2 separate regions of the Homo sapiens genome follow, and region 1 is linked to region 2. The links are chromatin loops, found by intact Hi-C in ENCODE. Cell type or tissue: natural killer cell. All regions are shown on one strand. Each heading gives the region's core, and the rest is flanking DNA. Links, peaks and the distances in the headings are about the cores only.

Region 1 (15,459 bases), core at 208-8,207, 60 kb after region 2:
GTTCCCCCAGGGAAGGCGAGGAGCGAGGCGGGGCAGCGCGCCTCTCTGCCGAGACAGCGAGACCTTAGCGGGGTGGCCCGGAGCTGCCGTGAGCTGCAGGAGCCCCTCTGCATCTTACAGCGTTTATGGTCATCAAGCTGGAGTCGACGTCCTGGGCAGGAAGGGCTCGGGGCAGGGCGCATTAGCCGGCTTTCTCGCTCCCTCGCTTCTCCAAGCCCCATCTACATGGGGCAGCCCGTTCTGGCCGCGCCACCCTTGCCCCAGCCGCCGAGCGGCTGCCTGGGCAGGAGGCGCTGAGCCGGCCTGTGTGGAGCCTGGGCCCTGATCCAGACTGGAGAAAGCGCGCTGGAGCGGAGGAGCGAGCCTTGCGAGGGGACAAACATCTGGCCGCCCGCCTCGGGCATCCGGTCTGGGCGTCGCCTAGGGTGGTGGCGACCGGCGTCGCCAGTTTCAGCACCGCACGGAAACTTTTCCTTCTCCAGATGGATTAAAGTTGTCTGGATTTTCTCTTTCTTTGAGAAAGACAGCATTCATTTGCACCTGACCTGGGATTTTTATGCTGGGCTGCTGCAGGGGCTTGGAGGAAGAAAGCGGCGCTATCCATGTGCGGTTACTACCGAAACCGAGGAAACTGGGGATTGCGTTGGAAGTCGGCACCCTCGAGTGAGTTCGGATTCGAGCTGGGCCGTGAGGCCGGGAGATTCAGCACTGGGCTCTAGGTAGCCCCCGGGACGCCCGCGGCCACCGGGCTCCGGACTGCACGTGCAGCTCCCCCCGCGCCTCGCAGATCCTGCAGGGGGCACCAGCTGGGGGAGGTGGAGGCTCCTCCCGCCCGGAGCTGCGCCCCCACCGGCTCCGAGGGTGTAGCCGCCAGCGCCTGGGACGCCCCCTCCCCGCAAAGTGTCCCCGAATTGCACTCTCTGGTCCCGGAGCTGCATCTGAGACAGCCGGGCGCCACGGCAGCCCTGAGTTGGATGTGACCAAGCCCAGCCTGGGGCCAAGTCGTCGTCGACTGTTGCTCTCTCGGACCCCTCCCGCCCCCGCCTCGGCCATGGCCCCGGGGATGTCGGGCCGCGGCGGCGCCGCCCTGCTCTGCCTCTCAGCGCTACTCGCCCACGGTAAGTGTCGCGGCGCGGACTGGGGGTGAGGATGCGGCAGGCGCCACTGGAGGGGGTACGGGGAAGACTGGGGAGAGGAGCACCCACACCCCCTGGACTCGCAGCCGCCACTCCGGGTTTGGCGTCTCTGGCTGCAGCTCGAGTTACCGCCAGCCCCCGAGCCCTCCGGCGAGCTCAGCTGAGGGGACCGAGCCCGGCGCCAGAAAAGGGTGGGGGGAGGGTGTCGCTCCAGTCCTCTCCTGGTTATAAAGAAGGGTTCGAACCCGAAGGTCTGGGGTCGTGTCCGCCCACGGAAATCTAGAGGGATCCGAGGGATCCTCCGGATCGCGTCCAGGCCGCCCCCCGCCCCCGTCTCTCCCTGCAGCCGGCCGGGCTGGGGGCTGTTGGGATCCGCCGGGATCGCGTCTTTCCTCGCCCCGGGCGCGCAGGCCGGTGCGGGGCCGCGCCGCCCGTCGCCTCGCTTCCTGCGGCGGTCCTCGGGAAGGGAAGTGGACTGACTCCGGGCCGGGGAGCCGCCGCGGCTCGCACGCCCGCGGTCCTGTGAGCTGCATCTAAATGGCCGGCTTAGGCGAGCCCGGAGGGCGGGGGTCTGGGCACCCGCACAGGCCGGGGCGGTGGGCCGCGGGCCGCGCGCGGAGGGAGCGGGCTCCGCGCTCTCGCATTCTGCAATCTGTTGCGTCTGCTCCCCAGGCTCGCCCCGGGCTCCGCGGTAAAGGGGGTGGGAGAAGGAGGGATTGAGGTTGGCGCGCTTTGGCGGTGGGACAGCGGGCATACGGGTGGGGGGCAGCGGGTTTTTGAACAGCCCCCAAGAATGGGAAATCAGACCAGAGGGAAGGAGGCTGCAGCGGGCCTTCCGCAAGCTGGAGACGCTCCAGGAGGCGAGGGGAGCAGACCGAGGTGGGAGGGAGAGAGCTCCGAAAGGAGAGTGGAGAAGCGGGGCCCTCTGCTCCCTCCTAACGTGAAACCAGCCGACCTGGGATACATTTTCTTAACCAGCAAGGCGTGGCGGGGTTGGGGGGCGGGGGTGTTTCGATGCTCCACGCTGAGGGGTGAGCCTCAGGCAGAATGGAGGGCGCTTAGATGGAGGGGGCAGTGGGCTCTCCGCATTGGTGGAGCGCCCTCGGTGTGCCGGGCTCAGCTCTTGCCCAGATCTGCCCAGTCCCTAAGAGCCTGCTCAAGCTCGCCAGGAGTGTGCCCAAGGTCTCTAACCAGCGGCCTCTTTCACCCTGACCAAAGCGCATTCTCAAGGTTGAGAGAATAAGAAAAAGAGGGGCTCTCGGAATCGTAGGGTCCTGGGGCTAGGAGGGGGGCGGGGAGCAGGCAGACCTCCCTCTATGGGTGGCTTGGTTATTCCCGGCTGAGGTAACACCAGGGGGGGTTGTTTTGCGTTCAGTTCACCAGAGACAGCTAACCTCAGTTCTCTATGGGAGGAATAGGCAGAGCAGCGAGCCAGCAGGGGGGCGAGGGTGAGGTGGGGCGAAGTGGGAGCATAGCGGGGAACCAGAAATCTCTAGGCTCTGTGTGCAACACTGAGAATGAAGGTGGGGGAGAGGGAGGTGGGCTGCCTGTCTGCGCACTGGAGCTGCATGGGCTGCACTTGTGACCTAGCACTGGCCGGCAGGGAGTTTCCCTGCCCAGTAGGAGGAAGCCCAGAAACCCAGGCCTGAGTCTAGGTGGGTTCTTCCCCTCTTCTTACATCTTGCTGTCGGAGTTCCCTTCCCAAAGCCCAACCATGGCGTCACCTCAAACGCTGATGATGGGCAGCTCAAACTCTGTCATTAGGGTCCCTCTGCCCACCTTCCCGATCCCTGAGCCTGGAATTAAAGATCCCTTTCCCTTCCTCACCTGCCAGAATCCTGCCTGTTCCTAAGACGCAGTTCCAGCTGGGCCTTAGCGTCCTGGCTGCCTTCCCTTGGTCTTGGCCTTGGCCTCCTTTTTTCCTTAGGCACCAGTGCCCTCTCTGTGCCCCAGTAGTCCTGGATTGGTGGAGGCAGAGCCATGGGCTTATTCCCTGTCTCTCCACACAGCCAGTGCCTAACACAGTGACAGCACACCTAGGGCAGAGGGCTTGGCTGCCTGAGCAGAAAGAAGGTATTTGAGGAGGTAGGGTCTGAATCGCCCTACTGAGCGGACATTTCCCCTCCTGACTATCTGGCTTCCTTTCCAACCTCCTTCCCTGAGTCCTGAACTCTCTTCTCCATCGCATGTCTCAGTCTCCCCTGCCTCAGAGAAGGGTGCCAGCAGATACTTAAAACTTGGGGGATCCCCCAGATGGGTAAGGCCAGTATGATAGAAATCCCCCCACAATAAAACCCCATCTTGCCTGGGCTGCCCTCCTCCTCCAGGGCTGCCTGACACCCACGTAGCCACCCCTTCCCTCTGTTAAGAATAGGGTCCGGGGACTTAGTCTCCCTTTAAACTGACTCTTGGTTGGGGTTCCGGGGCTTTTCTAAAATGCTGGGAGATAGAGGGACAGTTGCAGTTTTCTGTGCCTGGCAGGCAATTGAGGTCACAGGGTTCTGACCACACAGCCAGACTGGGAGCCAAGTAGCCTGGGTTTCAGTCTGACTCTGGCGCCACCGGGCAGGGTGACCTTGGGCTGCCTCCCTCACATTCCCCATCTTCCACAGGCAGCGTGGTCTCTGGCCTTTCTTTCCCCTTTCCAGTTTCTGCCAGGACTCCTGGACAGAGACCATGTGTGAATGGAGCCTTACTACCTTTTCAGGGCCCAGTTCAGCCCATGAGATAGGCAGAGTGGTGTGTTTGGGCACCTCTACACTGTTCCCAGTCTCCAGCCCTCTTCCAGGGAACATCTGTGAAGGCCACTTTCTTGTATCTAATATTTGGGGAGACTCCCAGCCCCACTGTTAGTTTGAATAGGAGTTTAGGGGTCAGCGTGGTGGATAAATCTGTTAGAGGGCTGATTATGTCAGCTCACTACTCAGGAACAATTACTGGTTCCCCACAGCCTCTAGGATCAAGGGCACACTCATTGCCCTGGCATCCAAAGCCATTTATGATCTTGTCCAAATCCACATCTTTACTTCAAAGATACTGGCCTCTCGCCATCCTCCGTGTGCCCTATGAGGTATTGCTTTTCTCACTTTCCTGCCTTTCTGCTTTTGCACCCACCAGCCCCTCCATCTGGAATACTTTGCCTCCAGAAATTCTTACTTAACCTTCAAAGCGGAGTTCAAATGTCACCTCCTCCAGGGAGCCTCCGTAGATTACCCCCTAGCTTCTCACCAGCAGTCCCCATACCCTGATAGAAATAAATGAACTTTTTCCATGACTTCTTTGGTACTTCATGCTACTTTTCTAGCACTTTTTCCTCATAGGCTGCTGTGTGAGGGGTATACATGGGCATGCTTACCTGTGCAATCCTCCTGATCCCCACGTTCTTGCATTTAGGGCAGGAGCCATGTCTTCTATGTGTTTGCATGGCTCTCCAGTGTTTGACACATAGCAGGTGCTCAGAAGAAATGGATGGGGTAGGAGGACAACTCTGTATTGAGGGACCCTCCCAGCATCAGTTGAAAAGGGAGCTCTGGGGTAGAGGGCAGAAGAGGGGCAGGGGAGGAGACAGGCAGAGATACCACAAAGAGAGCAAGAGGATGGAGCAGGCCCATGCCATGCCCCTTGAGTGGGCACATACAAGACCCATGTGTCTCCGGTGACATGTTATGACATGGTCTCACAGGATACAAATGTAGTGTCCAGGGTCATTCTGAATACATGGTCTCAAAACGTGTCCTCACCTCCATGATCCCCAGCCCAGCAACCTTGAGTTTCTCCTGCGGGTTGTGTCCACACCCCTACCCCATCCCCCGATCACCCAAGCCCTGAGCCCTTTTGGAGATGCAGGAGGAACACAGCAGGACAGGGTAAGCACCAGCCCTTGGGAGACCCCTTTATTGCCGGGCGTGAGGGATGATGCTTGCTTCGCCTCTCCCACACCCATCTTTCTTCTGGCCACATGCAGCCGTATTCACAACATAGCCTTGTTAATGTTTAAGACCAGTAGGTGGGGATGTGTTATAAACTTGGTGGCAGGAAATGAGCTTTATTGGAATCCATTCTGAGGACGGCTGGTGCTTCGCTGTGGGAGATAAGGCCACTGTGGAATACCAGAGCTGGACTTGGGTGTCTCCTAGGCCCTTGCCGGGGGCCTGTCTGGAACTGACAGACCCTGGACTTGAGATTGGTAGTGAGTGCTGGCGATGCTGCAGAAACTGAAACCCTGAGAGGCACCAACTCCCACCACTGGGGTCTGGCCCACCTACCTGGAGCAGGGGAGTGTGTAGTAGCGGGCAGGGTCTCACCTTGTTGCCCTGCACATAATGATGTCCAAAACACTGAAAGAGGAACCACCAAATCCAACCTCATGTGGATGAGGAAATGGACACACAGGGAAGGGACTGGCCAAGCTCACTCTGCAAGTTTGTTCTGGAATCAGAACAAGCACCAGAGCCCAAATGGGGCTGTCTGCCCCAGACTCCTCAACAGATTCCATCACCTCTACTATCCCCTCTCTCTGCAGCTTCTTCCAGTGATGGGCTTCTAGCCTCAAGCCAGCCTCTGGTTGCAAGCAGTCATGATAATCAATTACTAGTAGCATTCATTAATAAACCTTACCAAGTGCTATGAAAGAAATGTGAGGGATTCCAGACCTGACCTCCAGCTCTTTCAGTAGCTCAAAGTCCAACTGGGGGGAATGAGACAAAGGTCCAAAGTCTTGAAATTCAAAGCAGTTTGAAATCACACAGTCCTCAGGATACAGGATATCTGGGTTCAAACCCTGACTTTGTCATCAGTTTGCTGTGTAGCCACAGGAATTTCACCTACTTCTCTGGGTCTTGTTTTCTTGCTCTCCCAAATGTGAGGGGGCGGTGCCCTCCAAGCCCCCTCCCAACTCTTTTGTTCTATGATGAAGAAGCCCCTTCTTACCTCCCTCATCTTTCTCTGTCAGAGCACACGCCTCTCTCCCCAAGCACACGCCTCTCTCCCCTGATTCCTGCAGCCGATGCTAACAAGTGGAAGAATCGTATTCTTCCTCCCCGTTTCCTCCCCAGGGTCTTCCTTACTTCTTCCTTGCCCATGCTCAACACAGAATTTTAATAAGAGATTAATGAACCAGTTGTGTGTGTGTGTGTGTGTGTTTTTAGGAACATAAATTTCTTTAAAATTTTTCCTTCTCTGTCTTCTTAAATGAAAAGAAAAGTAGGCCTTCTTATCACCAATTCAGCTGGCTCTGCCATACTCCAGCAGTCCCCAAGGATGGGACAGTGTATCACAGAGCACCAACACTCAGCTAGCTACTGCACGGGTCTCTGGGGGACAAATGCACTGCCCAGAGAAAGGGGGGACTGAGACAAGTGAGCCAATGTTGCAACAAGTGGGGGGGGACAAGCAAGCCATTAGAGTGGTCTCAGCACCCACAGTCCGAGTCCAGGCATCATTATCTCCTTTCTGCTGTGTCATTTGACCCTTTCAGCTCCCCACCACCACCACTTCCCACCCACTCTCTGCCATACACACTTCCATCCCAGGCCCTGCTGGCTAGCAGACAACCCAGCAAGATGAAGTGGAAAATGGAAGCAGTTACCTAGATAATTCAATGCTTGTTGCACGAATGAATGAGTGCAAGGATGAATAATTCAATGCAAAAAAAAAAAGGGAAGTAGAAAAGATAATTGAAGAAAATCTCTTTTTGCCTAAATTATCTAGGACATTACCTGCCCTCAAAAAGTTCTGCTTTTTATCAAACTGTAATCCTTCCTGCTGCATTCTCACCCACACTTTTTTTGGCCTGTGAGAATGAGCAGCTGGTTATTCTCTTCTCTTACATGACTTTTTTTGTTCAGTTCAAACTGACGGCAGTGGGCAGGATGTGTGCTTGCTGGCAGAACTTCTCAGATTTTCTGTTTCCCTGGGCCTATCTTTCACGACCACTGGAGCTGGAGAATGAGGTTACCAGGATGGATAGGATGACTCCTAAAATGGTCCAGGTTCTCAGCAGCATCTCCATCCAAGAATTCCCAGAACTGAACATCAGACCCCACGGGGCCCTGGCCCTGAGAGAACAGGCAGCTAGGATACCCCACCTTACTCCTAAACCCCTCCCCAGGAACACAGCCCTGGAGCTGGCCAACCCTTAAACAGAATTAGTCACAGTCACAGAGCGGCAACCTCTCTCTTTTTCTGAAGAAGAAAAGCTGTGGCAGTGGGGGGGAATGGTTCTTGCACTTGGGGAGCACCCAGTATAACAAGGGAGGCAAATTTCCATCTTCAGAGAGGCCCCAATAAGATGAGGGAGGCACAGCTCCAGATCTCAGGGGTAGCCTTTATTCCTTGCGTGGTGAGGGTCTGATAGTGACTGATGACCACTTTGCCCAGAGACTGAGGACCCCACAACCTTCTCAGCCCCTCCTGGTCTCTCCTTCCCTACCTCAGCCCCCAGGGTTTTGGGGGAGCCTGGCTCTGGTCCAGAAGCCAGTGTATTTTTAGTAGCTTGGTACAGGTGATGCAGCGGCCTTGTCATGGTGGAAGAATGGTGTTGGTGGGAGGTAGGAGCACAGGTGCACACTCATGTGCACACCCACTCAGTCACGGCCACACACTGCTAAGCTTGAGCATTCTAACTCTTCTGCAGTTCAGATCCATGATGGCTTTGTTTGTCACATTGGCTGCTATGTGAAGGCAGCACTGTGATCCCCTTTTTATGCAAGGCAAAGCTGAGGCTCAACAGAGTCCTGGCTGCACTGGCTTTTGAAGTCATGACCCTGCCTTCGGAGGTCTTCTTGCCATACCTCTCTGTCTCCTGCCAACAGAATCAGCACAGATGCAGGCAGCCAGCCATGCGGGCCCTTATACCTGAGTGAGTCCTGCCGGGTGCTGTCAGGGCCCACTGACCCTCCAGTTTCCTCTGAGCCTTTCTCTTCCCTTGCCCTCCATGCTTCTTTCAGTCCCTCGAATAAGTCATGCTCTTTTGCATGTCACAGTCTTTGTGCATGCTGTTCCCTCTGACCAGAACACTCACACTCTTCCACTCCATTGCCTACTCAGCTGTCAGGGCAGAGCATATCCACCACTTCTTCCTGGAAGCCCATCCCTATTCTAAGAACAAGGACCCACTACCCACTGCAACTCATTGCAGATTTGCCGTGGTTTTAATTCTGCATTGCCTGGCTTCCTGCTGGCCAAAAGCTCAAATAGACCTGGAACGTGTGTGATCTTTTCTCTGCCTCTGTATTCCCAGAGTCTGTCTGGGAGGTGATGTCTGGAATAAACTAGGCAACTGATGACTTGTCAAATGAATCAATGAATGAATCATTGTGCACATACAGGCACACAGAGACGTTGTCACTCAACAAGTATTCAGTTAGCGCTTACTACGTGCCAAGCACTGTTCTAGGCATTTGGTTGTAGTCAGCGCACACAACAAAAATCCCTGCATTCATGGTGGGTATGTTTGTCAGAGGAGGGATGCACAATATACATTCTTATGTATATTGTGGGTGGGGAAGGCAGACAGTAAATAATAAATTCATTGAATAAGTGAATTATATATGTTCAAAGGCAACGAGTGGTTTTTGTTGTTTTGCTGTTGTTTTTCTGAGACGGAGTCTCACTCTGTCACCCTGGTTGTCACCCAGGCTGGAGTGCAGTGGTGCCATCTCGGCTCACTGCAACCACTGTCTCCTGGGTTCAAGTGATTCTCCTGCCTCAGCCTCCCGAGTAGCTGAGACTGCAGGTGTGCACCACCACACCTGGCTAATTTTTGTGTTTTTGGTAGAGATGGGGTTTCACCATGTTGGCCAGGCTGGTCTCGAACTCCTGACTTCAGGTGATCCACCCACCTTGGCCTCCCAAAGTGCTGGGATTACAGGCAAGTGCTATTTATTTTAAAGGCAGGGAAGCAGGGTGAGGGGAATTGGGAAATCTGAGGTGGGTGTGTATGTCAGGGGAGGGATGCGTAGCATTAATACCAATGATCAGTTGATAGAATGTCCTTTGGCAAAGACGTTAAGGAGGTAAGAGAGAAACTAAGTGAATATCTGAGAGCCTTCGGGGTGGAGGGACCAGTCAGGATAAGAGCCCTAGGAGGAGTGGGCTTGACCATTCAAAGAACAGCAAGGAGGCCAGCGGGGCAGAGCACCTGGACGGACCAGGAGGGAGGGGAAAGGGCCAGGGGCGCCCTTGTAGTCACAGTGACTGGCAGGCTGAGGGAAATAGGGAGCTGTCATGATGGAGGCCACATGCCGGCTGTTCTCATCTGCCCAGGGCATATGGGATGCTAAGCAACCTTCAGTGTATTTCACAGATTTGGATTTTCTTACTAATTACCTGCCTTTACAAAAAATCAGTTCAGGGGCAGGGATTACATGCACTTGTTTGGCCTGTCTGATCTTACACCACTCTGATTTGGGGAGTGCAATAGTGGCAGGTGTGGGGGTCCTTGTGTTCAGGGACTGCAAAGTCAACTTCTTCTGAGTCCCTGAGCACCCCGCAAAGGCCCTGGGTTACCTGTTGCTCTGACCTTACTGCCTGTTGCCGTTCTATGTCTGCAAATGCCTTAGTTGGTAGTCCCTCCACCCACAACCGGAGCCCTGCCACCGCATGACGGCTGCAGCCCACCCTCCTAGCCAAGGAGGTGACCTGCCCCAGGATGACCACATTGTCCCCTGCCCTGTCTCTACTGGAGAGAGGCTGGCTTATGGGGTCTTTTTTCCAAAAGCAAGGAACTATTGGATTGGAAATAGGAAAAATGGCCATTTTCTCAGCTGCCAACACAGCAGAGAAATGATCTCAATTTTCTATGGCTGTACTCGGCAGGATAAAAACTGCCATCAGCCAGCCCCATGCATGAGAGGTCTGAAATGCTGTGGGAGGTGGTGGGGTGAGAGGCAAGGGTACTGGCATGGTGCAGAGGGCTGGGCTCCATCCTGGGGCATTGCCAGCCCTCCTGCCTGGGAAGTTCGCCCCCACCTCCAGCCACCACTGACCACACACCTGTGTCTGAGCAGTTATTGAACTAGCTAGTTATTTCAATGGTCACTTATGAAATGAGCACCTGCTATGAGCCACATCCTGTGCTGGACACCAGGAATCCTCCCCCCCGGAGCTGGCTATGGACTCTATTCTCTTGGCTTGGTCCCGACACTCATAGCTTTCCTCCTCCACTCTCACCCTTTCCCTACACTCAGCTCTAAAACCAACCTGTCTGCTGTCCTCACTTCCACATCTGCACAGATTGTAATAAAATGCGGAGTCATTGACATGTTGCAAAGGATACAGAGCATTGTGGAGGAAGAGGGAGAAATGTCATAACTGTTAGAGGGATCTGGGGAGGCTTCATGGAAGAAGTGCCACTTTAGGAGCCCTTGACTAAGTTCAAGAATTCTGCTTCTGAAGACTAATCAGCCAGCATCTACTGTTTGTCTGATACCCTGGATAAGATAAAAACACAGGGCAAAAATGGTCACTGGCCAGCGAACTCTCAGAGTCTTGGTGGGAGAGAGCCAAAATGCCTGTGAAGAAATAGCAAGATACAATGCTAAATTCAGGGTATGTAATTGGTAACTCTTTACCTGGGTGATCTTTAAAGACTTTGGCCCAATGTTCCATGAAGTGCTGGGGAGGTGTAGAGAGTTATGGAGTGAGGGAGTGACATCATCAAAGCAGGGTTCTCAATAATTACTTGATCAGGGAACAATTGGCAGATTGGATCAATGCTGAAGCAAGTGTTGGCAGCATCTGATCTGGGAGTGGGGGCCTTGGGATGGGAAATGAGCACCAGAAGTCATCTGAGGCGCCACCCCATGACAAAGAGCTCACCGTTAGAACCAGAGGGATACATCTGAGTGTGAGTGCTGACTCTGCCGCTTACCAGCAGCCTGACTTAGGTTTCCACTCCTTGGTTTCCACCTCTGTAAGACTGGATGGCAAATTGAAGGTGAGGAGCCCACAGCACGAGGGCTCAGTACGTGGAAGTGTCTTTATTATTTTAGCAGCCAACTCCTGGAGAGCAGAAGGGACATGCCTGTGACTTCACAGCCAGTTCTGACCCCTTGGTGTACAGGAGCATCCTTACGGTCCAGTCAGGAGTTCTGAAGAATATGGCCAAGTAGGAGAACCTAGAGAGAGATGGGATCTCCCTCACTATTTTTTTTTTTTTGAAAGACAAAGTCTTGCTCTGTCACCCAGGCTGGAGTGTAGTAGTATGATCACAGCTGGCTGCAGACTCAACTTCCTGGGCTCAAACAATCCTCCCACCTCCACATCCCCAAGTAGCTGGGACTACAGGCACATGCCATCATACCTGGCTAACTTTTAAGTTTTTCTCTCCCTGGGGTCTTGCAAATACATTGTTGCCCAGTCTGGCCTCGAACTTCTAGCCTCAAGTGATTCTCTGGCCTTGGCCTCCCAAAGTGTTGGGATTATAGGCATGAGCCACCACATCCAGGCTTCCTCACTATTTTTAATGGAGAACCAGCCTACCTCCTCATTCCTCATCCAACAGTCAGCCAGCAGCTGAAGGAGCGGATCCACACAGGTGTCACTGTCAGCATTTGGGCCCCAGGAAGGTCTTAGGAACCAGTCATGTCAGAGAATCATGGTGGGTCTTCAAGTCACACAAATGTAGGTTGAAATGGTGTGGGCTGCCTGCCCTGCTGCAGTGTAGCTGAGTGACCCTGGAGCACTTGCTGACATCTCCCTGAGCCTCTCCTCCCCTGTCTGCACTGGGAGTAATATCCTCTCTCAGGCTGGGCTGCCGCATGAATGAGATCCCACGGTGTGTTTGGAAGTATCCAGAACAAATGCTACGTGCCTGCTGGAGGGGCTCGGTAAACTGGTGTCTTTCCATCCTTTCTTGCCTAGAGCCAGGCCTTACTGCTGGGAAGCATGTTTAAGACAGTGCCAAAGACTTCCCGGAGAGCTGTTTTCTGGTGGTTGGGTTTTTTGTTTTGCTTGGGATTTTTGTTTTTTAACCCTTGATGCCTCTTAGCAACATGCTGCTTGTTTTAAAAACAGCAGTGGCCAGCTGCTGGCCCCCACCCTTCCTCCCTCCCCACTTTCCTTCCCAGGAAAGCAGTCACAGGCATTGCCCCATGTTCCCAGTGCTTCTGCAGCCCAACCGGGGTGGAGGAGGCATTCCTGCGTCCAGCAGCCGGCCCCCATCACAATGCCAAAGTTGCACCCAGCTGGCAAGCCCACTGCTTCCTGAAATTTGCTTCCTCCCCATGGTGGGTATAAAGTCTGTCTACACACTGCCAGGACAGCACTGCCATTGCCAGATAGCAGGTCTAGGGTTATAGGGAGTTTCTGACAAGGAACACAGGCCTCCCTAATCTGCAGCCTGAAGGTGTATGGGGAGAGATACAGGCTTGAACCCTGAAGATCCTGGAGCAGGAGCCTCCTCATCCACTCCTAGCAGGATGGCCAGGTAACCATACGCATATTACTCTTTCGTTTCAGTTTCTTTATGTGCAAACAATAAGAAGAAAAACCTACTCATCTTGCAGGGTTGTTGAGGATGGGGCCACTGCAGTTATGCACTCCGCCTGACACTGTCAGTGCTCACTCAGTAAATGGTTGCCATAATCATTATTTCATAATGGTATCATTGGCATCAAGGAACACTTAGGAGTCACCTCAGACAAACCAGACCCACCCAGAGGGTCCCCCACCTCCCCACATTCCCACCTCTGGTGTTGCTCTTTCCACCACTGTTCTCTCAGCCAACTGCAAGCCCTGTGATAAACCCTTCCTCCCAGTGGAATTTTGTTTTCTTGTCTTTGAAATAGAGGTTGCTGAGCAGCATCGGCACTGTCCAATAGAAATATAACAGCAGCCACGTATCTCACTTAATCTTGTCTATTTATCACATGAGAAAAAGTGAAAAGAAACAGGTGGAATTAATTTTAATAGTATGTTTTAACCAATATGCCCAAACAATTGTCATTTCAACATGTAATCAGGGCCAGGCCTGGTGGCTCATATCTGTAATCCTAGCACTTTGGGAAGCTGAGGCCAGAGAATCCCTTGAGACCAGGAGTTCGAGACCACCCTGAGCAACAAAATAAAACTCCATCTCTACATTAAAAAAAAATTATATTGAAACAATCAAAAATAAAAACGTGTAATCAGTATAAAAGATTATGAATGAGATACTTTGTTCTTTTCTTTTGTATTAAATCTTCAAAATCCCCTGTGCGTTCTGCCTTGCCAGCAGCATATCTTCATGCCAACTAGCCACATTTCAGTTGCTCCACAGCCACATGTGGTGAGTGGCCACCCAACAGGACAGTACAGGGCTGGATGCTGCCCACGGGCTTATCCATACCCAGTTCTCCTATTGGAGGTATTTTCAGGGCCCCAGAGTCAGTGCTCTGGGACTGATAAGCTGAGCCCACTCACCTCCTGCTGTCCTTCTTGGAAATCCCCTGCCCAGCTCAGTGCCTGCTCAGCCCTTCCTCAGCTCTGGCATGATTTGTGCTGACGATGATGACTCCCATCCATTCAGAGGCAGCAGCTTCTAGGGCCGGGGTAGGCAGCTTCCAGCTGCCTCCTAAGGCCACTTTCCCTTCTGCTCTGCCAGGAGATCCTGCAAACCACAAGTCAAATCATCACCCTTCTTCTCAGAACCACCTCACTGAGAGTGAGAGCCAAAGTCCTCACAGTAGCTCATACCACCAGCATGATCTGTCCCTTTTCCCGACACTACTTCTTTGACCCAATCTTCCCCTTCACCTGCTCGTCTCCGGTCACGCTGGCTTCTTTTCTGTCCCTGACATGCCAGGCACAGAGCCTCAAGGACTTGGCTGGCCCTTGCTGCCCCTCGAATAAACACGATTCCCGCCTCTTACCTCCTACCTCTTTCAGGTCCCTCCCTGGTCCCCCTCTATCTAAAGCAGCCCTGTGCACTTTCACTCTGTCCCCTGACCCTGCTCTGTTTCCCTTCACCTGACATATGACATGGTTATGTGTTCCATTGGAATGGAAGCCCTTGAGAGCAGAGGCCATCTCTGTTTTGTTCACTGCTGTATCCCCAACCCCTGGGGCCTGGCACAGAGGAGATGCTCAATAATGATCTGCGGGATGAATGAATGAACCTGGGAGCCTACTCCTTCGCAACTGCTCACCCTTTCCACCCAAGGAGTCACTAGCAAGACAGACTGGGTGGCATGATTGGCAGTAACCAGAGAAAGAAAATGTATTCCTTCATTCACTCATTAACACATTCATCTGCCATATCCCAGCTGTGTGGTCTTGGAAATATTGCTTAAATTCTCTGTGGCTCCGTTTCCACGTTTATAAAATGGGATAATAAGAGTGCCTTTCTCATAGAGTTGCTGTAATGAATAAATGAGTTAATGCATGTAAAGTGCTTGGAGCAGCGCCTGGCTTGTAGGAAGTGCTCAAATAGACACTCGCTATTGTTTCATTCAGCACATGTTTTTTTGTTTGTTTGTTTTGTATTTTAGAGACAGGGTCTTGCTCTGGCATGATCATAGCTCACTGCAGCCTCGAACTCTTGGGCTCAAGTGATCCTCCTGCCTCAGCCTCCTGAGTAGTAGCTGGGACTACAGGTGCATGCCACCATGCCCAGCTAATTGGTTTCTTGAGGTTTTATTTTTAGAGATGGAATTCTAATGATGTTATCCAAGCTGGTCTTGAGCTTCTGGCTTCAAGTGGTCCGCTCGCCTTAGTTTCCCAAAATGCTGGGGTTACAGGTGTGAGCATGTTTTTGAACACCTACTGCACACCAAGCACTGTGACAAACACCAGGCATGCAGAGATGAAGACACAGTGGCTGGCTGATATGAGACAAGGATGCAAATAATTTCAGTGCAGTGTCATCGATGCCAGGGTGCTGGAGGAGCAGGGACTGGCCTACCCGGACTTTGGAAAGGGCCAGGTATGGCTTCCTGTCATTCTGTAGGAACCACTGCCAAAATCTGTGTGAACTGATGAGTTGAGCTCCAGCAGCATCATGGAGTAACATTTCGTCCAGAGCTTTGCCCATTCAGCCACTGCAGTGTGGTGAACAGAGCACAGCCTAGGAGTTAGGGAACCTCAGCTCTGACAGCAACCTGATAGGGGTCACTTTTGTTCCCTAAACTTCAGTCTTCTTACCTGTAAGGTGGTCTATACTGAACAGTGCCCACCTCTTAGATCATAAGAATTCAATGAGCTGATGGATGTAAAGTACCAGCATGTGCCTGGATGCTCAATAAACAGGACAGATACTCTGATTATCCTCATTATTGGTACCAGCCAATGGGAAGACCTCCTTATAGGGTGCCCTGCATACAGCTGGCACTAGATCAGTGTGTGT
Region 2 (15,888 bases), core at 4,963-12,962:
CAAGGGTTTGGGTCCATCCAACTCCTGCAGCCAGGAAAGGGCATCACTGGGGAAAGGAGAGGAATGGGAAGAACAAGGAGACAAGGGGACATCAGTCTCAGTGTGCCTGGAGTGGGAGACAATGGGGGTCAAGGATTTTCACAGCAGAAATTAACCAGTTCTTCCCCTGTTGCAATAAAATTTTCCATTGGTACCTTCCACCCTGATATCAGTTCTGCCCGCTGAGGCCTCTGGAGGAAGTCTAAGTTACTTTTAATACGTCAAAACAGTGCAGAAACTCTCCAGTCTTTTCGTCTCTATGTCCAGCTCCTTCAACTTTGTTCCAGATGGCTCAAAGTTCAGACTCTCCATCACCCACCTCTAGTGTGTCAAAGGCCATCTCAAAGTGCAGTGCCTAGGACTGAACCCTGGTGTCCTGCACAGAGTGGGTTATCACCTCCTTTGCTCTGAGCACCACATCTCTACAAATGCTGCCAAAGATGTTGCTAATTTCTATCCAAAGGCTAGACTGAGCCCCAGCCACTGACCTAGTCACAGTAGAAGGAGGAAAACTCCCAAGAAGTCAAATACTCAAGAAACCCTAAAGCAGGAAGAAACACCCCAAAACTCTAAAGTTGGCTTTGGCAAATACAGCCAAATTCCACTTTTTCTGTTACCCAGACTGCCCAGGCTCACCCCCACCTTTTCCAGCCTTCCTTTCTCTTTCAGCTTCTCTTTGCCACCTCTTCTCATCCGACATCAAATAACTGTATGACCTTGGGCAAGTCACTTTGCCTCTCGGAAGCTCTTGTTCTTCATCTGAAATGACAGTAATAATCCCTGGGCTGCTTACGTCGCAGGCCTGCATGAGACTCGATTGAGATAATTAATGGATGAGAAAGCACTTTGAAAATTAGTCAACACTGCGCAAATGAAAGGCACTCTTTATTCCTTTATTCATTTATTTACTAATCTTGCACATGACCCTGCACTGAGAATTCCACAAAAGGAGAGAACTAAGCAGAGCTCATGACTGCCCAGAGCTTAAATTCTGGAATGTCAGAGGCAGAGGAACCTTAGAGAGCAGCAAGCATAACCCCTTCATTGTACAGGCGGGGAAACTGAGGCCCAAATTATTGTAATAGTCAACGTATGTTAAGCTATTTCTAAGTACTTTGGGGTCTTAACTTCTTTAAGCCTCTAAAATCCTATGGAGCAGGTACTATTATTCCCCTGTTTAAAAGATGAGGAAACTAAGGTTCAGAGAAGTGAAGTAACTTGTCCCAGATCATGCAGCTAACAGGAAGCAAAAACAGAATTCAAGCCTGGAAAGGCTTATTCCAGAACACATATCTTGACTACTGTGCAAGGTCACCCAGTGTGAAAGGAGCAGAGGCTGCCAGCCAGGGCTCCTTCCATTCCAGGCTGTCCCCACATTGAGAAACAGACTGGCCACAAATAGAAGTAGGGCCCGAAAGCAGCTCAAAGTGGCCCCATCCCATGAGACCTACCATCACTTTGGGTACCCACCCATGTATGCCTTATGCCCTGGGTCAGAAGGAGGAATCTTGGAGGAAAGTCACGTCTGGAAGGAGGGGTATTCAGCACAGCAAGAAAATAGCAGAATACTAGAAACAGGGAAAAGAAAGAGAGTAGAAAAGAGGCTTCCCAAAGACAGGGAATAAGAAGGGGCATGTGAGGTGTCAGAGGTGACTGGGACAGGCATGAAGCTGCTCTGGTCAGCACTTGGACATCCACTGAATACATCCTCATCAGGGCCTCCTACTGTGCTAGGCCCAGGGCAGGGGACATAAGACACAAGCAGTTTCACAACTCCTGAATACCTGCCAGGTGCCAGCCCCAGGGCTCAGCACCAGGCACACAGACTCAAGTCCTGAGCCCAGGGTTTCACATTCTAGGAGGTATCCCAAGACAAACTATTAAAAATCCTCAAGATTTTAAAGCTGTAGATTCAAAGTCAAGAGCCCGGGTTTCTGGCCTAAGCCCTTGTTTGCTGTGTGGTTTTAGGGTAAGTCACTTCCTTAACCTTCATTGGCTGCCATCTTCCCATCTGTAAAATGGGGACAGCAAATCTGACCTATCTCACCACTGGGTTTCCCTAAAGAGGACATGAGCTTCTGGCTCTGAAAGAATTTGATTTAGGAAGTGCCATCATTTGTGAGGATGCTGATTGAGGTGGAGGGTGGCAATGAGGTGACTGGAAGAGAGTGAGGAATGGGAAAAGTGGTCCTATGTCTGAGCTGACTTGTGGGACAAGAATGGAGGAAATAGGTAGAACCTGAGTCTCCTGCTTTTGAGCCCACGGCTCCTTCCACTGTACTTGATGCCAATACTCCCTACAATGAATCCATTGCTAAAAATGCTAGAGTTAGGTTACATTACTAGATGTAGAGTGCCCAGACCCAGGAAGAAGGCAGATAGCCTGGTCTCTCTAATCAGGCAGGATCTATGGTGGGGGTCCATCCTGAGCCCCATGCTTTGGGCAGAGTAGTGACACATGGAAGCACATCCACAGAGGCGGCTCAGTGTGGCACAGGAACTGGTAACCAAGCCCTCAAGATCTAGATAAGGGCATTGCAGGTGTTTCCACTGGAGAAGAGGTGACTCAGGGCTCATGAACCTGCCTGCCCATCCAGAGCTCCTCCCATGGTCCCCACCTGGCTCCTTGCAGTCCAAGCCCCCAGAGGCCTGCCCACTTACTCCTCTGCTTCACTCTCACAGAGCTAGATAATTCAGGTATGAGGCCAGAATGGAGTTGTAGCCAGGGCCCTTAAGAAAATGTCCCAAGGATGTATCTCAGCCCCAACTTCACCTGCAAGGCAGGACCTACAGGCTCAATGAACTCTCTTGTTCCCAGATAATAGCTCTCCATTACCTACCAGAGGAGAGCCAAGGCCCCTTTCCAGGTAACCAATCCACTTCCTAAATTCACCCCCATCACAACACTTTCCCTCAGCCTCACTGTCTCATGTTTCCATGCTCAAGCTGTCCCTTTTTCCCAAAGGCGCTTCTCCCCCATCTTGTTCTGTTGAAAACCTCCCATCCTCCAAAGTCCTCTGGCATCAGAAAGGGTGGAATCTGAACCCAAGCCCTGTGACTTATTAACGCCATGACCTGGGGTTGCCCATTTAACTGCCCTGGCTTCAGTGTCTGCATCTGTTAAATGGGGATGGATGAAGATTCAAGGTGCGGTTTCAAATAGCCCTTCTTAAATACCAACATGCAAGCAATCACCCTTGGATATCGTTGTCCAGCAGACATTGATTCAGTAGGTCTGGAGTAGGGCCCAAATGTGTGCATTTCTAACCAACTCCCAGGTGATGCTGCTGGTGCTGGCACACCTGGAGGAATGCGCATTTCAAACACCTCATCTAATGACTCGCAAGTAGCGCTAGCTCCCTGGAGTTGCAGGAATGGAGGGGTGCAGCCAGGTGAATACGGGGCCCAGGATATCCCTGGGGACTCTGAGGCTGCTGGAGGCCTCTCCTCCCTTCCACCCAGCCTAGCAGTTTTTAAGTGTGCTAGTACCTTACTAGGGGATCCAATCCCACAACCCCAGCCTTTTAATAGAGATAAGTTTACCAAGAACCTCAAAGGTGACCTCAAAGGGACCTCCCTCCCAATAAATGTGAACTTTGAGAACAAAGGTGGCAGGACAGGGGGTCCCAGAAGGATAATCTGAATAAAGGTGGAGTGGGGTAGAAGGGTGGGCTCCCCAACTCTGCCTTGGCACTAGGGAAAGTGAGTTGAGGACATCACAGACCTGATGGTCAGCTCTGAGAACAGGCCCTTAGGCCTCTGCTCACTCTTAGAGACTAGGCACCCCCAAACTTGGGCTGAGCCTGCTACCCATTTGCATATCCTGCCAGCAGCCGTGGGGCCTCTGGATCCCAGATGGATCCTGGAATCAAATCCTGCCTCTGAGAGTCAGCCACCAACCCCCAGTGTGACCTGGGCCCAGGCACCACCCCTCTGGGCTCCCAGGCTCCTTGCTGTAACATTTGAGGTGGATTCCATGGTTTCTGAGCTTCTTCTCTGGGGCTGTAATCATTCGAATGGAGGCTAGAAGGAGGAGGGCATGCAGGGATAAAGTGACAGCGTGGGGGCATGGAGAACCAAAACACCCAAAGAGAAAAATTCTACTTGTAAACTATTAAATATAGAGTTACTTTGTCAGGAAACAGGGCACACAGCACCATAAAAATTAAAGTAATTTACTATGAAACTCCATCCTGTTTTATTTTGTGTTATTCCCAAGCCAAAACTCCCAAGCTGACCTAAGTCAAGAATATCAACAGCACAGGCAGCAGCAGAGGAAGAAAAGAGAGCGCGTTCTCACCTTAGCACCATCTTGGGGCGACTCAACCCCACCTGTCTCCATGGAAACCAGGCAGAACCTGGTGGTCCAGGACTTGGCCAGAGAACCAGGGCCTTAGCGCCCTCTGTTGGGTGAAGCTGGACACAGCTTAGCCCAGGAGACAGCCCAGAGAGATGGGGGCCCCCATCCAGGCCAGGACAGGGTGGGGTTCAGCATCTCTGAAGGTTCTAAGCTGAGTCAGCCGCCCATCTCATGCCCTGCAAGCACAGCGAGGCTGGTCTCAGGTGCCACTGGTGGAGCAGAAAAAACTAAGGAGTCCCAGGGTTGCGATACTGCCCTACCTCTCACCAACTGGGAAATGCGGTAAGTTGCTGAAACTTTCTGGACCTTGGTTTTGTAAATTTCATCTGTAAAATAGGGATAGTTCCACTCAATTCACAGAGCTGTTGGGAGGAATAAATAAGAGCCTCTATGTCAGGTATCTGACCCTCCTGGGAGTTTAGCACCCTTAAGAAGTCCAGGCCCTTGAAACGGACCCAGACTCTCTGGGAGGAGGCTGCCTGCCCTGTGCACTCTGCACCCACCTCCCCCCACACTCATGCAGTGGCTCCTTGTCTGCTTTGCCTGGAGCATGAAGCCCCAACAGCAATGACAGTGGTGATAGCAGTAAACATTACCCAATTCTTCCTAGGTACACCTCTCATTTAGGTCGCACAACGGTCCTGATCCATGTGCATCCAGTGATGAAAGAGAGAGGTTGAGACCCTCCCAGGTCATACAGCAGCAAGCCAGGGGCTGGGCCTGCATGTGAGCCTAGATCTTTCTGCTCCCAAAGCTTGTGTACTTAACTACTACCCCAGACTTCCTCTCCTGTCATGGAAAGAATCCTGCCCAGAAAACCAGGGCTCCAAATCCTAATCTCAGCATTGCCACTGGGAAACCACGTGACTTGGGCAAATAACTCACCCCTGGCCTCGGTTTCCCTGTCCATTACCAAAGGGGTGAAGAAGATGATCTCTAGGGGCTCTTCTGGCTCTGATGTTGTGATTCCAGTGAGCCGATGGGGTGACAAGGAGTAAAGGCGAGGTTTGGTTCTCCCCAAAAAAAGTGATGACTATGGCAGAGCAGTGACAGCCAAGCCATAGAAGGCCTCCCCAGTGGCCTAATGACCTCTGCTAATGACAGGCTTACACATTGCCCCTGCTGTCTGTATCTGTGTTGGTCATGCCCCTGCTGTCTGTATCTGTATTGGTCACTGCTGCCTGACAGTGGCAAGTCCCCGCATAACCGCAGGGAACAGGAATCTCTGATCCGGCTTTGGATAGAAAACTCTCACCTGCATGTTCTCGCTATCTTACTTTCCCACTTGCTACAGCTCCCCTGGGCTCCTGTGATCAAAGTGTCTTTCCATAAGTCTCCCAGGGCTGGCACAGTCTGGTAGGAGGGGAGGAGACAGTGTGACAGACTCTGACTGAGCAGAGGGAAATCACAGGGAGGCCGCCAAGACATTCCTGCCCGCTTAGGCCAGAAGACATCACCTCCTCGTCCCCCTGGCCTGAGGAAGGCTGGAGGTAGTGCGGCAGGAGGCAACAATGAGAGGTAGGGAAAGGGGTGCAGCGTTCCTGGTCTTTAAAAATGAAGGCCACCACTCCCCTCCTGCCAGCAGATGTTGAACAGTGTGGTCCTGAAGAAGCATCCCAGCTGGCCTGGTTGTGAGATGCAGAAAGAGGATAACTCTCCCCAGCCCCCGCTGTTACCAAACCCCTCTGAGCCCTAGTTTTCATTAATCAAATGAGAATATAAGTACCCACCTACCTTCTAGACTCACTGTGACAATGATAAAACACACATAAAGAACTTAACGGTGTCTGGTACAAAAGGCTCTACAAATAGCTGCTCCCATCCTTTCTTCCCCATCCTTTCTGTCCCCACATGGAGGTTCAAGCCCCTAATCTCTAAGAGGCAGTAACAATGTGTAGGCCCTACCTCTTAGGGTTGACAGAAAAATTAACTAGCGACGCATGCTCATGGCACTCAAGCAAAGCCCCTCCTTCCCCTCCCGAGCCTCAGTTTCTGTGTCTGTAAACGAGAGCCAACAGCGCTCACTTCTCAAAGCTGCCGAGGGGACTGACAGAGGTGAACAGGCAGCATGTGGCGCATGCCTGGCACTTGGAAGGGGCCATCAGTACATGTGAGTCCCCCCACCCCAGCCCCGCCTGCTTGCTCAGGGCAGGACCTTGTCTGTTCATTGCCAGATACCATACTCAGAACAAGACCTGACACGTATCTATTTGTTGAATGAATAAATGCATGGAGACCCATTGCACAGATGGGAAAATCTAGGCACAAGTTCTGGGGTTCCACATTTGGTCCATCATAGGATTTGCTGTTGGGAGTGGACAGCACCACAAGAGCAGCTGATGCTTGGTAATGTGCAGCCACTTACACCACTGATTGGCAGCCAGCTGTCCTCTCAGGAGCTCAGCAGGAGGGAGCTAGGTAGTGCCGTCCTTCAGCTGCCAAGGGTTATTATTGCACAGGGACCAAGAGGGTCAGGGCCTTTCTTTCCAGGCTAAGTGGTTGTGGGCCGGATGGGCAGGAGGGTAGAGGGCCAGGAGAGAGGGCCGTAGATCTCCTGCCTCCTGCATGGTGGCTGCTACAGTCACCGCTCAGATTCATCGGAAGGGCCCACTTCCGGCAGAAAAGCAGGCCGGTATATCTCCATCAGAGACTCCTGCTCAAGGGCAGCACCATAAATCCTGGGGTGGGAGTGAGCAAGCGAGCAGGCCAACCACTCCTTGGTGAGCATCTTTCCTCCTGGGGCCTGGGTGCTCTGCACGAGGTGGGCACGGAAGCCCGTGCAGGAAGCATAATCTGCAGTTCTGCATCTGATCCATCAATAACACCAGGAGAAGAGCCTTCCTCCTGCTCCAAGCAGGCGGAGACAACTGCCTGTTTCTCACCTCCCCCTGAAGTCAGGAGTTTAACGCTCCCCCAGGACCAGGATCTCTCTCACTTCCTGCGATGCTTCTGCAGCTGCTCGCCTGTGTTCACCAGCTCAGCCGACCCTTCCCAGCCCAGGCTGCTGAGGAGAGAAAGGAGTACTCTGGCACCACACAAGAGGGAGGGGTGGGTGGGAAAGGAAGGATGGGAGCCAAAGCAAGGAAGAAGAGGTGGGCGGGGCTGGAGGCCTAGAGCCACAGACTCCTCAGCCAGCAAGCTACTTGTGCCTAGATGTTCCCATCTGTACAATGGGTCTCCATGCATGCATTTATTCATTCCACAAATATTTATGGGTCAGAATCTTGTTCTGAATGTTATATCTAGCAATGAATAGCAAGATCCTTCCCTGAGCAAGCTTGCATTCCAGTGAAGGAGACCAGCAGTGTCAAGGTAAACAGGTAGAGAAACTAGATTATTTCTGATAATAACTATGCAGAAAATTGGAGGAGTGTTGGAAGAGAGGGTGGCTGGGGTGAGGATACTACATAAGCTAGGAGTTCAGGGAAAATCTGAATAAGTGGCATTCGAGCTATGGTCTCAGTGATAAAGAATGACCAAGCAAGGAGATGAAGGGAGTGTGTTCCTGGCAGAGAGAATAGCAATACTAAGTCTTGAAGCAGAAAGGAGCTTAGCTTGTTCAGGCAGAATGGAAACCAGTGTCACTGAAATGTGGGAGGTGGGTGTCTAGGAAATGGGGTTAGTGAGGAAGGCAGAGGCACATAATGCAGGGCCTTGTAGACCATAGGCTGCAAAAGGGCTGTGGATTTCACTTACAATGGAAACACATTGGAGGGTTTTGAGCCAGGGACATGCTCTGATTTAAATCTGATGCAGCCTCCTGGAGCTGCTTTGTAGAGAGTAATTTGAAGAGGGCAGGAGTGGAAGCCCTAGGTAAGGAATGAGGCCCCATAATAGTTATAAATATTTGACCTAAATGAGCTTAGAAAGGAGGCAGGTAAAATGCAGCATTAAAAGGGCAGATTCAACAAAGATAAGCCAAAGAGCCAATGCCATGCCAACCCTGGTAGGCCAACCTTCTCGTGTTTAGTTGACAATCCAGCAAACATTTATCTAGCATCTTCTGTATGCCAGGTGACGGGGAATCAGACATAAGGAAGATGTCCTCAAGGAGGTCTCAGACTAGTGGGGGAGACAGGCAAGGAGACAAATGACTTCAGGCAGAGGCTGCAAGTGGCCCCCTTAACCAGAGAGATGGCGGGGAGGCTTCCCAGAGGAGGTTACCTCTAGCATTTTCAGGAAGAGAGGAGGTTAAGACAAATATGACATGTAGTAGGGAAGTCTCAGACACAGATCCCAGGCCAGGTTGAATGGCCAAAACCTGGACTCCAGCCCATGTGGAGAGGAACTGAGGCCCCCAGCAGGAAACCAGCATCAACATCCAGACAGATTCCAGCCCCTGGTCCTTGAATGGTCCATCTGAGACCCCAGATATCATAGGGTAGAGAAAAGTCCTCCCCACTGTGCCTTGACCCAACTCCTGACCCATAGACTCTGGGAGCATAATGAATGGTTGTTTTACACCACTCTGTGTTGGGGTAATTTGTGACACAGGCAGAGTAACTAGCACAGCTCCCCAATGCCAGCTCTTATTATTAAGTCCAAGCTCTTCAAACTTACTGGGCCCTCCATGACCTGGGCTCCTCTCTCCTCTCCTCTCCTCTCCTCTCCTCTCCTCTCCTCTCCTCTCCTCTCCTCCCACAGCCTTTGCTTCTGCAGATGAAATGCCTTAAATTCTGGATCACAGCAGGCTCCACACTTAAGGTGGGCTCTCCCTGTTTCCCAGAACACTCCTTACTCCTCAACGGCGCTGGCTAACTATGCCACCAGGTCTCACCGAAGACCCCATCTTCCTCAGGCAATGAGTGCCCTTCTCATATGCGCTCAGGATACCCTCTGACCCCAAACACAGTAGTTATCACTCACGCTGAGACCATTGCCTGTCCTCGTGTCCATCTGCCTCCCTTGACCAGAACCTCTGTAAGGGCAACCACGTTGTTGTCCCTTTCATTGTTTAGTCCCCCAACACAATGTCTGGCACAAATGTGTTGAACAAATGCACAGTTGAATATATGAGTGAATTCTTCCTCAACAGGAGCAACGAAGGGCACGCCAGGCATTTCTTGAGCCCCTTCTATGTGTGGAGCACTGCTGGGTGCACAGTAAGTGCTGTCAATGAGGAAAGAAGCCAGCTCTAGGGCAATCGGAAGGACAGCTCTCATCCATTGGGGCTTCCCAGAGGAGGTGGCATTGGAGCTGGGCCTGGGACTGCTGGGCCTGTCCAACGATGGACAGGATTTTGACAGGCAGGCAGGGAGGGAAACAGCACAGTCAAGGGAAACAAAATGAACTGCCTGGATAAAGTCTAAAGCAGCACAACCCAACATGCCAATCCACAGATCACACTTTGAGTAGCACCGGTCTCAGTAGAGAGACCAGGACCCAGAAATGGCCAAGGCATCTTGATAGAGGAAAAGTTGACCCCACAAGGGAGAAGTCAACCTGTGTGCCGGTATCCAGTCCCTGAGGAAATGCAGAAGAAAGGTGTTTGGAGCTGGGGATGGGGAGCATATTAGGGCAGAGTCAGAGTCTCCAAGGCAGAATAGCCAGGCAGAGATGCCCTACTCAGAGGCCACAGGCCCCAGATAAGACAAAGCATAAAGCTGCCCTCTGTGTGCACTGTGCGTAAGCAACCAGTTCCTCAGTGATTCCCGTCATTCGCAGGCTGGTGCGATGTCTCCTAACCTTTTTGCAACAATAGACCACTTCGAAGACTCTGTTAGCGCTGTGGACCCTCCCTCTGAAATATTTCCACGTATCCGTGCACTGACATGTTGACCTACAATTTCAGAAGTTCATAGACTTTCACCGTCCCCCCTACCCCTGCAGTTAAGAACCCTGGTCTAATGTACCGAGAAGCTCCTTGGACAATGTGTGGGAGCCCCTAATTCCAGGATCACTAGAGTCAAGCAGGGAAGGCACACCTCAAGAAAGATCTGAAGGCATGTGGGGCTGGAAAAGCAGGAAGGGGAGCTGATTCAAACTCTGCCTAAAGGCAGGGCAGAGGCTGGGAGAGGCAGCCAGCCAGGAAGTGAGGTGGGAGGGAGGAATTAGGCATCTGTGGGCTGGGGGGTTAAAGCCATGGAGAGGGGATGCGGCTGGTGAGGCTGAGGCAACCCCAGGGGAGGGTGGCTGATATTTGGTTCCCAGGCAAGGGGAGATCTAGGGAGAGATCCGGGCACCAGGTGTCTCAGCCTTAGCTTCCCCATTTGTGAAATGGGAAAATACTCCTCTTACCTGCTTCCTCCCCAGTGGATTCCAGTGAGGAGGGCTTCAGTAAAGCCCATCCGGCACCCTGGGTCCCTCAGAGAGGAGCCCTGGATTAATGTGAAGATTATGCTCATTATAAGGAATCTGCTGTAATGCCCAGGAAGCAGGAGGCATGTGAAGCATCCAGCCTTCCAGGGAGAGAGATAACAGCCAGACCGATAATGCCGGCAGAGGAGGATGGAGAGCATCCAGAGGGTTTTTATGGAGATAGGAGGGAAGAAAGCAGCCGACTATGCAGAGGGGGCAGGAAGCTGAGGGGAGGAAGTAAGACAAGGAGATAGTTGGAGTATTCCACATCTAACACTGGTTCCTGCCCCTCTGAGGACCTTGGAAGTTGGGGAGCAGCCCCCCTAGCCCCACACCCCAACTCTGCCTCTTGCTTACCCCATGGCCCCCACCCAGCCCCTTAGCCTCTATGAGTCTCAAAGAAAGGGGGTTACTTGGTGGTGCTCAGGACACATGGGCACCCCCTATTCCAAGAACATGTTGCTCCCTGCCTCCTGCCTGCAGGGAACACAGACCTAAGGCCTTCGTGCCACTCTGCCAGGTCTACAGATGAAGAAACTGAGGCACAGAGACATCAAAGAGAGTGTCCAACTTGAGAGCTCAGGTCTCACTGTGTTATTCTGGGGTCTGGGGTAGGTGGCTGAGGCTGGAAGAGAGAAACTGGAACATCCTGGCCTAAGGGGAGGACCCTTCTTACAGGAAGAGCTGGCCTGGGGCTCATGGAGTAGGCAGCCCTCTGGCTAGGCCTGGAAGGAGGAGTGGGGCTGGAGGTGGAAGCAGCAAGTGTGGGGGTCAGGGACATTGAAGGCAGCAGGCAGCAGAGCCTGAGCTAGGCTGAGAGGAGACACGAGGTTATTAATCATTTATAACAGCTGTAATTAATTGAGAACCTACTATGCGCCAGACACTTGACTTACAGAAGGTGTCCCACTGAATCCACACAACGGCTGTATGAGAAGGACTCATTAGCTCTTTTGACAGGCAGTCAGAGAGGTTAAGTGACTTGCCTCTAGTCACCCAGCCAGGAAGTGGAAGCCAGGATTTGAACAAGGTGTGTCTACTGCTTTTCTCACTGTCTACACTGCCTCTCTGAGCATCTATTTATGTTCCCACCCACATCTAGGGTGGTTGGGATTTAGGTACTCAGTAAGTGGCAACCACAGGAGGGTCCAATTCCCACTGTGGGGAGGAGAGCAGGTGTCAGTGCCTCTGAGGCCTTAATAAACAAGCCCATGTGTCTCAGGAAGGCCCCTGCAAGCAGGAGCTGGAGAGCAGGGCATTCCCCTGCTTTGGCCCCGGAAGACTGCCTGTTTTGTCCCTCAGTCAGTCATCAGACATCATTGGGTCTCTGGCCTCTCCATGCCCCAGAATGCCCGGCAGCATTGGCTTTGCTTCACATGTTAATTTTTTGATCTGATAAAAGATATTTGTCTCCCAGCCGCTTCTCTTTTCTACTAGAGAGGGGCATTTCCTGAATTCCGACCCTCAGGGAGACAAACACCGTTAAAAAATCATCAGCCTTCAAACAAGGCTCAGAGACACAGGGCTGGAGCCTGTCGCCTGGCTCTGAGCTGCGTGTTAGATTCCTGAGCATAGCCCCCAGCTCCACGTGGGGTGGCTGACATTCCTTGGGTTTCTCTCCACCCTCCCTGCTGCCCACAGCCGGGAGGTCCCTGAGCTCTGCCTGTTCTCATCCCGGTCCACTGCCCCTTCTGGGGACCTTGGCATCTCCTGGCTGTACACTGGCCATCCTGCCCGCATGACTGGCCCCCACACCAGCTTCCTGTACTTATACATTGGTTACTTGGTTCATTCAACTCCTACTGCGTGCCAGGACCTACTATGTGCTAGCACCACTGCTAATCCCTGCCTACTGGAGTGAAAAACATAGTTCCTGCTTTCTAGGAGCTTACAGGGTAGTGGAGGCGGGATGGTGGGTTTCGGGGGGGTTGGGAGGGGGACCATGAGACTCCACGAACTTGGGAATGAACCCTTTCAGGGAGGGGTGGTGAAGCTTAGGGTGAGGTAGGTCCGGTGCTGTAGGAGGAAAAGGGCGGCGCAGCTGCTGCCACAGAACGGGTCCCAGCACAGGGGAGGCATGAGTTCAGCCTTAAAGGACGAATAGGAGTCAGCCACCTGGGCTTTGCCCCTCCCTGTTTTCCATCTGTCAAAATTCTAACTAAAAGGCCCAACTTAAAAACCCTTTCCCCACCACACATGCTTCCACTCTTATGAGTACTCAGTAAATGTTGCAGGCAAGGTCCTTCCCTAGGCCCCTGCTGACTGTGCAGGGTCCGCTTAGGGCCTCCCTTCCCCGGGTGGTAAGAACAGCGCCCCCTAAAGTTCTGCAGTGCACAACCTGCACAGCTACACAGGATGGCCCTTAGGCTATCGGTGATTTTCTTCCTCAGCATCAGCCCTGCCTGCTTTCACACAGCAGAATATCAAATCCGTCCTCACCTTGCTCGACTCTGCTGCCCATCCACCACTCTGTCCATTTCCACCTGCCTCACAGGCCCCTCTCCTTCCTTGAAACCTTACCTCTGCTTTCAATGGCTTCTGCTGACGTGGCAAACCACGTTTAAAGTGACCACGGCCATAGTCCTGTCCCATCTGTGTTCTCAGAATCCTCCTCTGAGCATCGTTTTAAGAAATATATCGATTCATGGAATTAGGGAGTGTCAGCATGTGTGCATGGACTACAAATGGAAAAGGGAAGTCACGTCATTGACCATATACTGTGTGCAAGCCACCGTGCTAGCTGCTTCACATATCTAGATAGAGGCTATTTTAAGTGAAAAGAAGAAAATTATCTCAGCCTTTTAGGATGGAATGGAAGGGAGCCAAAGCTGGAGGCATTTGCTGAATGCACACATTGAATACATATATGACAAAGCGCTTCAAGTTCCATTTTCTCCCTTCCTGAAACTCCTTCTGTACATATAATGCCCTTTGGTCTATCATGATAGTGTAGATGAGTGTGAACTGAAACAGACAAATGAGGGCTTGAGACTGTCTTCCTAAGAGTGGGAATTGAGCCCATCATTTCAGCTCTCTAGGCCTCAACTTCTTCATCGATGCTGTAAAGGTAACACTAGAAGCACCTCGCAGGCTCACCAGGATTTACTGGGCAACCCCACACCAAGTGTTTAACATGCTGCCGGTCACATATTAAGCAATACACATGAGCTACTCTTACTGTTGCCGTCATTGTTGAGATGCCAGCTTCTTTCCTTGTTGGAGTCTCCATGCCTGCTCAGTGTACATTTGAGTGATGAGGATGAGGATGGCAGGAGCTGCACCAGCCCCATTCCCATGCCCATCTCCATGGGTCCAAGCAATCCAGCAAGTGGGAGTCAGGGGGCAGCCCTGAGAGAGGTATCCTGGAAAGCACTAGTTGGGGCACTGGTTCTGCCAAGTCCACTTTTCTGGGAGCCACTGTCACCACACGAGGGTGCGAGAAATAAACCAGGAGTATGCATACAGCTCCCCAAAGGGTGCTGAGAGGCCGAGAAGGTTGATGTTTTCCAAGTGATTTGAGATTGTCAAGTAAAATCCCCTATGTAAATATGATTCCCTAATGGATTCATGGCAGCAAGGGAGATGTCGTTCAACTGACTATTTAACAAAGCTGTTTAAAGAGAGAGAGATGGTGGAGATCATGTTTTATGTATTAGATGTGAAAAAATTCTCTTTAAAATTTGTCTCAGTCATCTGAACGCTGGAGTTCCGATAAAGACCCAAGTTTTATGATAGATGTTTTACAAGGATGCACACCTTCTCTGGCCTTCTCTGGCATCACCCCACCCTCCACTTCCTTCCCTGATCAAATCCTCAAGAGATACATTTAATCCTCCCCCATTCCCAAAATGTTCTAAGGCAAATATGCAATATCATTTTTCAAGTGTGCATTAATAATGCAAGCTTTACACCAAGTTTTCAAACTGGATTGGCATCCTGGGCCGATGTAGAAATGTCTGGGTCAAATATACTTTAAAGAAAAATTTCTTTAATTAGTTTCTTTTGAACGTTACACAAAGGCCTTGCCTGATAGCGAGGCAATTTATTGCCATCTTGACATTGCCTCCGTGTTTATCAGTTAAATGATTCTATTGCATTGAAAATAGGACATCTTAGCTCTGAAGGACCTTGCAGACTTGTGTACTTACTATCCTTCTCCTTGTCTGCTTTTGAGAAGGCTCTGGGCATTGTTCTCTCTGGTTTGAAGGTGAAAGGGTGGTCAGCCTGGCCTGGAGATCAAAGTCATTTGGCCAACATTATAGAACAAGGAGAAGCCAGAGTTAGATGAATAACTCAAATCTCCCTGTATGATCCTGGCAAATTGCTCTATCACCCCAGACTGAGTTTTCTCATCTCTGAAACGGGTGTAATGATGATATCTCCTTGATAAAGTTGTTGTGAGGATTAAATAAGATCATGAATGTCAAGTGCCTATCACATAGTAAATGCTCAATAAACTTTAGCAATTATGATGATAAAAATCATTATTAGTCTCCTCTCAAGATGTTTCCTCTCTCCATTCCTGAGGTCCTGGTATTAAAATCCTCTCCAATGCCTTCCTTATAATGTTCAGGAAACCTGACTAGTCTCTTAGAGGAATAGACAAGGTTCTAAGTGCAGGTCATCTAGCCCCGCACTAGTCAACCATTAATGTGCACATAAATCTGAATATCTTGATACATGAGAATTCTGATTCAGTAGGTATGGGTAGGGCCTGGGACTCTGCATTTCTAATAGCCTCCCAGGAGATACTAATACTGCTGGGCCATGGCCCACACTCTGAGTGCTAGGGGCTAGCCCACAGGGTAAACATTTGTTCTTGGGAAATGTACACAGCTTGTGGGAGGGAGGGTTGTAGGGGAAAAAGGGGAGATATTGGTCTTTTCTCTCCCTCCCTCCCTCCCTTCTTCTTTCCTTCCTTCCTTCCTTCCTTCCTTCCTTCCTGGTTACTTTGCTTTCACAGGCTGAGCCTCCACTGTCCAAAGAATGGAGGGCTATAGAATGACCCAAGCCAGGACAATTCAGTTGTTCAATCCAGCCCTGCTTCCTTCCTCTTTCAACAAGCAGGAATTGCATAGCTATTATGTGCCAGACACCACACACAGAAAGAAGGCCAAAGAAACAAAATTCCTTCCTATAACCAAAAACCAGTGAGACAGCCCTTGATGGCTACAGGACTCTGGGTGAGATCT

The links. Hi-C counts contacts between places; a loop is a spot of excess contacts. Peaks named below come from ENCODE experiments on the same cell type or tissue, not always from the same donor. Only the 100,000 strongest peaks of a DNase experiment are listed, where the experiment ranks them.
Region 1: it touches region 2 in a loop (6-fold over the local background); 1 of 110 quality-filtered maps calls a loop at or near these places.

The regions. Positions count from the first base shown.
Region 1 is chr17:34,580,026-34,595,484 of GRCh38, forward strand. It overlaps TMEM132E (transmembrane protein 132E), which reads left to right. Exons shown (of 9, transcript NM_001304438.2): 1 at 1-1,118. The coding sequence starts at 1,052. Among named protein-coding and RNA genes, the nearest start is that of TMEM132E, 8.2 kb to the left of the region's middle. RefSeq lists an enhancer at 11,760-12,260. In natural killer cell, for the core only: no CTCF peak of the experiment used is centred there; a DNase peak (open chromatin) is centred at 5,156; H3K27me3 peaks cover 2,674 bases.
Region 2 is chr17:34,515,039-34,530,926 of GRCh38, forward strand. No RefSeq gene overlaps it. Among named protein-coding and RNA genes, the nearest start is that of TMEM132E-DT, 56 kb to the right of the region's middle. In natural killer cell, for the core only: no CTCF peak of the experiment used is centred there; no DNase peak of the experiment used is centred there.